Regions from separate parts of the Homo sapiens genome. Here region 1 is linked to region 2. Evidence: read pairs that join two places in POLR2A ChIA-PET (ENCODE). Cell type or tissue: A673. All regions are shown on one strand.

Region 1 (5,000 bases), 430 kb after region 2:
AGCAGCACCATTGACATTTAGACCAGATGATTTTTTGTTGGGGTTGGAGGCGTGACTGACCTATGCATTGCAGGATCTTCTTTTCTTTTTTTTTTTTTTAAGACAGTCTTATTCTGTCACCCAGGCTGGAGTGCAGTGGTGTGATCTCAGCTCGCTGCGACCTCTGCCTCCCGGGTTCAAGCGAGTCTCCTGCCTCAGCCCCCTGAGTAGCTGGGATAACAGGCACGGCCGGCTACTTTTTGTATTTTTAGTAGAGACGGGGTTTCATCGTATTGGTCAGGCTGGTCTCGAACTCCTGACCTCAGGTGATCCACCCACCTCAGCCTCTCAAAGTGCCGGGATTACAGGCATGAGCCACCACACCAGGCCGGCATCTGACTTTTTTTTTTTTTTTTGAGAGGGAGTCTCACTCTGTCGCCAGGCTGGAGTGCAGTGGCACCATCTTGGCTCACTGCAATCTCTGCCTACTGGGTTTAAGCAATTCTCCTGCCTCAGTCTCCTGAGTAGCTGGGACTACAGGCGCATGCCATCACGCCCAGCTAATTTTCGTATTTTTAGTAGAGACGGGGTTTCACCATGTTGGCCAGGATGGTCTCGATCTCTTGACCTCGTGATCCACACGCCTCGGCCTCCCAGAGTGCTGAGATTACAGGTGTGCACCACCACGCCTGGCCCATCTGACATTTTTATATATCGTTTGTATTTATCTTGTGTAATGCAGCTTTCCCCACTAGAATAACATTTCATGCAGGCAGGGATTTTTAGCTGTTTGTTAACTGTTTTGTCTTTGCCAGGACAGAACCTGGCATATAACAGGTATTCAATAAGTATCTGTTGACTGAATAATTATTTTGTATACTCCTATCAGTAGCATTGAATGAGCTGGCCAAAGGTATAGTTTTTCTTAATATAACTCTTATCTCTAATAACACACAACCTTAGAATTCTAGAGGTGGTTTTAACCCAATCGGTGTCCACTATTAAATGGCAGCCAGGTGGGGCAGGGAAGAACAAGGAATCAGCCAGCCAGACTAAGTTTCAAATTTTAGTTCAATTGCTTATCATCTGTGTGACTCTGGGAAAACCATTTTATTTCTCTGAGCGTTAGTTTCTTCATCTGTAAACTAGTTGTCATAAGACTAAATGGGGCCGGGCGCAGTGGCTCACACCTGTAATCCCAGCACTTTGGGAGGCCGAGGCAGGTGGATCACCAAGTCAGGAGATTGAGACCATCCTGGCCAACATAGTGAAACCCCGTCTCTACTAAAAATACAAAAATTAGCCGAGCATGGTAGTGGGCGCCAGTAGTCCCAGCTACTTGGGAGGCTGAGGCAGGAGAATAGCTTGAACCCAGGAGGTCAAGGTTGCAGTGAGCTGAGATCACGCCACTACACTCCACCCTGGGAAACAGAGTGAGACTCTTCAAAAAAAAAAAAAAAAAAAAAAAAGACTAAGTGACTAGATGGCACAGTAACAGACATGTCTCAGGGACTCAAAAGTGGAACCCGGGCTGGACGTGGTGGCTCACACCTGTAATCCCAGCATTTTGGGAGGCCGAGGCGGGTGGATCACTTGAGCTCAGCAGTTCAAGACCAGCCTGGCCAACATGGTGAAACCCTGTCTCTACTAAAAATACAAAAACTAGCCAGGCGTGGTGGCTTATGCCTGTTGTCTCCACTACTCGGGAGGCTGAGTCGGGAATCGGTTGAACCCGGGAAGTGGAGGCTGCAGTGAGCCAAGATTGCACCAGTGCACTCTACCCTGAGTGACAGAGCAAGACTCAGTCTCAAAAGAAAAAGAAAAGTGGAGCCTGGCCAGGTGCAGTGGCTCACACCTGTAATCCCAGCACTTTCAGAGGCTGAAGCAGGAAGATCACTTGAGCCTAGGAGTTTGAGACCAGCCCTGGCAACATAATGAAACCCTGTCTCTAAAAAATAAAAAAAAATTAGCCAGGCGTGTTGGTGTGCATCCGCGGTCCCAGCTACTCAGGAGGCTGAGGCAAGAGGATCACTCCAGCCCAGAAGGTCGAGGGTGCAGTGAGCCATGATCATACCACTATACTCCAGCCTAGGTGACAGAGCAAGACCCTGTCTCAAAAAAAAAAAAAAAAAATTGGAACCCATTTCCATTCTTCAGTCTGTGTCTGCCTGGAGAGACACAGCTGTTTCTCATTACTGGAGATCTTGAAATCACAGGAAGTTAAGGGAATATAAAAATTTAATGTTTTAGGCTGGGCGCAGTGGCTCATGCCTGTAATCCCAGCACTTTGGGAGGCCAAGGCAGGCGGATCACAAGGTCAGGAGATCAAGACCATCCTGGCTAACACAGTAAAACCTCATCTCTACTAAAAATACAAAAAAATTAGCCAGGCTTGGTGGCGGGCACCTGCGGTGGCAGGCGCCTGTAGTCCCAGCTACTCAGGAGGCTGAGGCAGGAGAGTGGCATGAACCCGGGAGGCGGAGCTTGCAATGAGCCGAGATTGCGCCACTGCACTCCAGCCTGGGCGACAGAGCAAGACTCCCATCTCAAAAAAAAAAAAAAAAAAAAATTAATGTTTTGCTTAACATTTCTGGAGGGGGTGGAAACAATTGGAAAACCCTGTCTTTTTCTAGGGCTTCTGTTTCCTTTTGAGCATTCTGTTCCTGAAGGAAAGAATTCTTTGAATGTTTGTGTTGTGGAATTGAACCGTGTGCCAGTCTGGCTTAGGGGCTGGTACTGTTGGGGTTTTCTTCTCCCCAGGCGGCAGTGGCTTATGCAGCCTTGAGGTTCAACCAGGTGTCTGGGTGTGTGGCGTGGGTCTTCTCTGTCCAGTGGGCTGCTTCGGGACCACCTGTCTCTGTGTCTTTTAGAATCTTCCCTGGAGAAGGAGAGGGAGACTCCCAGTCCCATCGACCCCAATTGTGTGGAAGTGGATGTGAACTTCAATCCGGACCCCGCCGACCTGGTGCTCTCCAGTGTGCCAGGCGGGGAGCTCTTCAACCCTCGGAAGCACAAGTTTGCTGAGGAGGACCTGAAGCCCCAGCCTATGATCAAAAAGGCCAAGAAGGTCTTTGTCCCCGACGAGCAGAAGGTAACCTGGTATTCCTTATAAATAAAGATGCAGCGTTGGTTCAAGGGCCTAGGGGATATGGCTCCTCGCATTTGATTTTATCTGGAGAGCCTTCCCTCCTTGTGACACCATTTGGAAAGACATGAGTTTAGTGCTTAAAGCCATATCCTTCAGCAGTTTGGTAGAAAGAAAGGGAGTCATGTGGCATTTGGCCCCAGTGTGACTCCCTGTAGTTTCTCTCCTTCCCCGGGCCATCGGCTGTGTTGATGTTCCTGCCTCCCTGGCTGTAGCCCAGCCACTGGGCAAGAGCTCACTAGGCCACAGGAACTGGGGTTGAAAAAGTCCTTGCTTTGAAGGACAAAGGGTTTCTTGTATGTTGCCATCCCCAGGGATGAGCAAGCAGCTTTCAAGCTGGTGGTGCTGTTAGGAACTGGTGGGAAGAGAGAATTTTGCAGTTTTCCATCCTTTCCTATGAAAAACTTACAGCAAGGATTTTTCATCCAAATCTTTGGAGTCAGGCACACCTGGGTCCAAACTCCATGTTGCCACTTGTGGCCTAGCTGTGCCTCAAGTTCCTCATCTGTAAAACGGGAGCAACTGAACCTCCCTCCCGGGGAGGTTTGTGAGACTTTAATAATGATGTGATGATCATGGTGAATATTTAGATGGTACTCACTGTAGGCCAGGCACTGATTTTTGTTTTGTTTGTTTTTGTTTTGTTTTGTTTTTGAGACAGAGTCTCACTTTGTCACCCAGGCTGGAGTGCAGTGGCGTGATCTCGGCTCACTGCAACTTCCGCCTCCCAGGTTCAACCGATTCTTGTGCCTCACCCTCCTGAGTAGCTGAGATTACAGATGTGCACCACCACGCCGGCTAATTTTTGTATTCTTAGTAGAGATGGGGTTTCATCATATTGGCCAGGCTGGTCTTAAACTCCTCACCTCAAGTGATCCACCTGCCTCAGCCTCCCAAAATGCTGGGATTACAGGTGTGAGCCACCATGCCTGGCCTGTTATTTCTCAGTGTAAAGATAAGGGACCTGTGATATTGAGGGGTTAAAGTACTTGCACAGTTTCACTGCTAGTAATCTTGGAGAGCCAAGATCTGAACTCGGGGATCTAGGCCCTTACCCACAACCAACATGCCTAAGTAAGGCAAGGGTGTGGACAGTGCAATGCTTTGTGCTGGAGCAGCAGGTACCAGGCCTCCAGGAGATGAGTCTCCTTCTCTTCACCATGTAACGTACCAAATAACTTTTGTTTCTCGTCCTGCCCCCGAGGAAAGGGCAGTGCCCTCAATGTGCCCTGGTTTGTGCTGCTCCCTCCCTGGTATCCCTGCTTTAGCTCTGGCCACACCAGATGAGTTAGGGGAATCCAGGTGGTGGGAGTGGAAAAATTGGGTTCTCTCGTGGGGAAAGACGAGAGACTCACAGAGGGCACTTCCCCACAGGATGAAAAGTACTGGACAAGACGCAAGAAGAACAACGTGGCAGCTAAACGGTCACGGGATGCCCGGCGCCTGAAAGAGAATCAGATCACCATCCGGGCAGCCTTCCTGGAGAAGGAGAACACAGCCCTGCGGACGGAGGTGGCCGAGCTACGCAAGGAGGTGGGCAAGTGCAAGACCATCGTGTCCAAGTATGAGACCAAATACGGGCCCTTGTAACCCGTGCCCCCCGCCCGGGCGGGGTACTGCCTGCACCTCAGACCTCTGCCTGGGGGCTCCCTGTAACCCCTCACACGCGTGGAGACTTATGACTCGTCGTGGGCGCATGGCGGCGCACCTGCTGCAGGAGCGGCCACGTCTCAGCTTCATTATACCATGGCCTGCGCACGTGGCGACGTCCCTGAGGGGCCAGTCTCCTCACTGGTGGGGAACGCAAGAGAATCTGCGTAGATGGGTGACTCAGCCTTAGTTTCTATTCTTGGATGTCCCAGTTGAATCAGAAGGG
Region 2 (5,000 bases):
GCTTACTGCAGTCTCCACCTTCTGGGTTCAAACAATTCTCCTGCCTCAGCTTCCCGAGTAGCTGGGATTACAGGTACCCGCCACCACACCTGGCTAATTTTTTGTATTTTTAGTAGAAATGGGGTTTCACTATGTTGGCCAGGCTGGTCTCGAGCTCCTGACCTCATGATCACCCATCTCGGCCCCCAAAGTGCTGGGATTACAGGTGTGAGCCACCGCATCTAGCTGCTAATTTTTTAATTTTTTGTAGAGATTGGGTCTTGCTGTGTTGTCCAGGCTTGTCTTGAACTCCTGGACTCAAGCAATCCTCCTGCCTTGCCCTTCCAAAACACTGAGCTTACAGGTGTGAGCCACTGCCCCTGGCCACACACTTTTATTATAGACACTGAGGAGAAGTCTGAGTGCCATAACTTAAAAAAAAAAAAAGGATTTATATGGGAAAAGAACTTAGCAAGTAAAGAAAAAAATGGATTTATCATTTTTATAAAGACAATTTTTGTTAAAGATGAAAGTAAGAATCTAGATTTAGCAACGGTTGTATTTTAATAAATCTTGTCTGACCTTAAATGAGTAATTATATACATAGCTCTAAGTAAATAAGAATGATTATGGCTGTGCCCTAGTCGGATTCTGAAGACTTCCTCTTTTAAGTCCATATTGATTCTGCATGCCCTCCTGTACCTTTGTATTTATTTTATTTTACACTGTCTCCTTCCTTGGTTGTATTAAGGAGTTGCTGAAAAATCAAATATGTGAGGTTTTATTTTCTCTATTACCTCTGGTAATCTTATTCCTGATGATGGGGAATCTTCATCATCTTAGACCCAGCCTTGGCCCAGAAGATGTTAGCATCTACCTAAAACTACAGATCCATCAGTATTTTGGTTTGGTTTGGTTTGGTTTGGTTTGGTTTGGTTTGGTTTGGTTTGGTTTGTTTGAGACAGAGTCTTGCTCTGTTGCCTCGGCTGGAGTGCAGTGGCATGATCTCGGTGCACTGCAACCTCTGCCTCCCAGGTTCAAGCTATTCTCCTGCCTCAGCCTCCTGAGCAGCTGAGACTGCAGGTATGCACCAGCATGCCCAGCTAATTTTTGTATTTTTAGTAGAAACAGGGTTTCACCATGTTGGCCAGTCTGGTCTCTTTAACTCCTGACCTCGAGTGATCCACCCGGCTCGGCCTCCCAAAGTGCTGGGATTACAGGCGTGAGCCACCACGCCCGGCCCCGTCAGTGTTTTGAAAGTGTAATCTGTCTACTCTTGAGATGAAGCCATTGCTTCCTTAACAGTTCTTTGGTGGTACAGCGTTTTTATCAAAGCTTAAAGGTCCCCAAGCTTTATAAATCACATGATAGGCTTCTGCCTTGGCAGGGGTGTGACATGAACCCGTTATGTGCCACTGTCAACCTGTTCTGGGTTGACAGTGAACAGTTCCTGCCCGTTTAAACTAACTGGACTCAACCCCTGTACTTACTCTCTGCAACAAAAGCTGGAAAACTTTTGTATTGAGCACATTTTACACTAATATTTAATCATTTTCCCTGCTATATCCCTTCTTATTTGGTACTCTAGATTGCAGTAATATCCCTCCTATACATTTTTGTTCTTTGTTAGGAATTTTGTAGTAAAGAATGAATCTGGCCGGGCTCGGTGGCTCACGCCTATAATCCCAGTACTTTGGGAGGCCAGGACGCGTGGATCGTGTGAGGCCAGAAGTGCAAGACCAGCCTGGGCAACGTGGGGAAACCCCATCTCTACTAAAAATACAAAAAATAGCCAGGCATGGTGGCGCATGCCTGTAGTCCCAGCTACTTGGGAGGCTGAGGCGGGAGAATCACTTGAACCTGGGAGACAGAGGTTGCAGTGAGCCAAGATTGCACCAGTGCCCTCCGGCCTGGGGGGACAAAGCTAGACTCTGTCTAAAAGAAAAAAAGGAATGAATCTTGGTCGGATGCAGTGGCTCACGCCTGTAATCTCAGCACCATGGGAGGCCGAGGCAGGCAGATCACTTGAGGTCAGGAGTTAAAGACCAGCCTGGCCAACATGGTGAAACCCCGTCTCTACTAAAAATACAAAAAATTAGCTTGGTATGGTAGTGCACACCTGTAATCCCTGCTACTTGGGAGGCTGAGGTGAGAGAATAGCTGGAACCCGGGAGGTGGAGGTTGCAGTGTGGAGATTGTGCCACTGCCCTTCAGCCTGGGCAACAGAGCGAGACTGTCTAAAAAAAAAAGAATGAATCTGTATTTGTCCCGTATTTCTTCTATTTATAGAAATAGTTTTTGTTTGCTTGTTCAAGTACCAAGAGCCTAATTTGCACTTGGCATAGAAAGACCAGGTCCCTGCTCTGTGGGAGCTTTGAGTTGAGGGGGAAGGAGGGAGGTCAGGTATGTAAAGAGATACTCATAATTGATGTGTTAAGAGTGCCTGAAGGAGAGGAAAATGACTCAGGGTGGAAGAGTCAGGAAAAGCTTCAGTCAAGAAGTAGGGATTTAAGCTGGGTCTTGAAGGGTGGGGAGGACTTGAGAGTGATAGGAGGAGGAGCATGTTCCAGGTATGGCAGGGACGAAGGAAAGGACTCTACCGTGAAGGGAGCCTGAAGGGTTCTTTAGGTTAGTAGTGCCATGGCCACAGTCAAAAGAAAGACCCAGATCAAATTTAAACACGATAATGTACCTTGAAACAGTTTTGATTTTCACTTTAATAATTGTGGCTCTTATTTAGCTAATTTTATAATACATAGTCTTCCTCTAAGTTAGAGGATCCAGCTTAAAGGACATCATATTTACTTTTCTCTGCCATTCTTTTAATTATAGTAGTGTATTCCAGTTTCAATAAGTTCTTAAATACACTGCATAGACCCTAGATCCCTTTTTTGTTTGTTTTTAAGATGGAGTCTCGCTCTTTCACCCAGGGTAGAGTGCAGTGGCGCGATCCCAGCTCACTGCAACCTCTGCCTGCCAGGTTCCAGCGATTCTCCTGCCTCAGCCTCTCTAGTAGCTGGGATTATAGGCATGCGCCACCCACCACACCCGGTTAATTGTTTGTATTTTTAGAAGAGACAGAGTTTCGCCATGTTGGCCAGGCTGGTCTCGAACTCCTGACCTCAGATGATCTGCCTGCCTCGACTTCCCAAAGTGCTGGGATTACAGACATGAGCCACCACGCCCGGCCGAGCCACCGTGCCTGGCCTTTTTTTTTTTTTTTTTTTTTTTGATAACAAGGTTTTGCTCTGTCACCTAGGCTGGAGTGCAGTGGTACGATCATGGTGCACTGCAGCCTCAACCGCCTGTGCTCAAGCCATTCTCCTGCCTCAGCCTCCTTAGTAGCTGGGACCACAGGCATGTGCTACCACAACTGGCTAATTTTTTTATTTCTAGAGATGAGATGTTGCTGTGTTGCCCAGCCTGGTCTTGAATTCGTGGGCTAAAGTGATCCTGCTGCCTTGGCCTCCCAAAGTGCTGGGATTACAGGTGTGAGCGACTGTGCCTGACCCAATTCTTTATTTTTATTTTATTTTATTATTTTTATTTTTATTTTTTGAGACAGAGTCTCGCTCTGTTACCCAGGCTGGAGCGCAGTGGTGCGATCTTGGCTCACTGCAAGCTCCGCCTCCCGGGTTCACACCATTCTCCTGCCTCAGCCTCCTGAGTAGCTGGGACTACAGGTGCCCGCCACCACGCCTGGCTAATTTTTAAATATTTTTAGTAGAAACCATGTTAGCCAGGATGGGCTCGATCTCCTGACCTCGTGACCCACCCGCCTCAGCCTCCCAAAACGCTGGGATTATAGGCGTGAGCCACCGGGCCTGGCCCCAATTCTTTATTTTTATCAGTTGGCAAACCAAGTTACTCTGTAGTGTGAATCTGGCTAGCAAAAGTAAGTGCTTTGCTTTCTCTGTGTGTGTGTGTGTGTGTGTCAGCCTTACTCTGTCACCCAGGCTGGAATGCAGTGGTGTGATCTCGGCTCACTGCAGCCTCTGCCTCCTGGGTTCAAGTGATTCTCCTGCCTCAGCCTCCTGAGTAGCTGGGATTACAGATATCCACCACCATGCCTGGCTAATTTTTGCCTTCTTAGTAGAGAGGGGGTTTTGCCATGTTTGCCAGGCTGGTCTCGAACCCTGACATCAAGTGATCCGTCACCCTCGTCCTTCCAAAGCATTGGGATTGCAGGCGTGAGCCACTACTCCCAGCCTTTTATGGTTTGTTTGTTTGTTTGTTTGTTTTTTGAGACAGAGTCTTGCTCTTTTGCCCAGGCTGGAGTACAGTGGTGTGCAACTTCGGCTCACTGCAACCTCTGCCCCTTGGGTTCAAGCAATTCTCCTACCTCAGCCTCCCAAGTAACTGGGATTGCAGACATGTACCACCATGCACCACTAACTTTTGTATTTTTAGTAGAGATTGGGTTTTGCCGTGTTGGTCAGGCTGGTCTCGAATTCCTGACTTCAGCCTCTCATAGTGCTGGCATTACAGGTGTGAGCCAACATGCCCGGCCCACTTTCCACATTTTCGAAGAGTGAAAAGAAAAAGGTATTATCATGGTATCTCTTCCCCTAAAACCACACATGCCCATTAACATCTAGTTTTGTTTTTTTTAATAGTTTTACTTTTTTTTTTTTTTTTTTGAGACAGAGTCTCACTGTGTCACCCAGGCTGGAGTGCAGTGGCGCAGTCTTGGCTCACTGCAACCTCTGCCTCCCGGATTCAAGCAATTCTTCTGCCTCAGCCTCCTGAATAGCTGGGACTACAGGCGCCCACCACCACACACACCTGGCTAATTTTTATTTATTTTTTTATTTTTATTTTTATTTATTTATTTTTTGAGACGGAGTCTTGCACTGTCGCCCAGGCTCCAGTGCAGTGATGCAATCTTGGCTCACTGCAAGCTCCGCCTCCTGGGTTCAAGCAATTCTCCTGCCTCAGCCTCCTGAGTAGCTGGGACTACAGGCACCCGCCACCACGCCCAGCTAATTTTTTTTTTTTTTTTTTAGTAGAGACGGTGTTTC

What was found. ChIA-PET counts read pairs that join two places held together with the same protein. Peaks named below come from ENCODE experiments on the same cell type or tissue, not always from the same donor. Only the 100,000 strongest peaks of a DNase experiment are listed, where the experiment ranks them.
Region 1: POLR2A ChIA-PET joins it to region 2 with 6 read pairs; 15 of 35 experiments call an interaction of 5 or more read pairs at or near these places.

Annotation. Positions count from the first base shown.
Region 1 is chr22:41,391,247-41,396,246 of GRCh38, forward strand. TEF (TEF transcription factor, PAR bZIP family member) reads left to right here. Exons shown (of 4, transcript NM_003216.4): 3 at 2,850-3,070; 4 at 4,499-5,000. The coding sequence ends at 4,714. Among named protein-coding and RNA genes, the nearest start is that of TEF, 12 kb to the left of the region's middle. In A673, no CTCF peak of the experiment used is centred here; a DNase peak (open chromatin) is centred at 2,165; H3K27ac peaks cover 2,173 bases.
Region 2 is chr22:40,957,895-40,962,894 of GRCh38, forward strand. The region is part of intron 2 of RBX1 (ring-box 1); the gene reads left to right. Among named protein-coding and RNA genes, the nearest start is that of RBX1, 9.0 kb to the left of the region's middle. In A673, no CTCF peak of the experiment used is centred here; no DNase peak of the experiment used is centred here.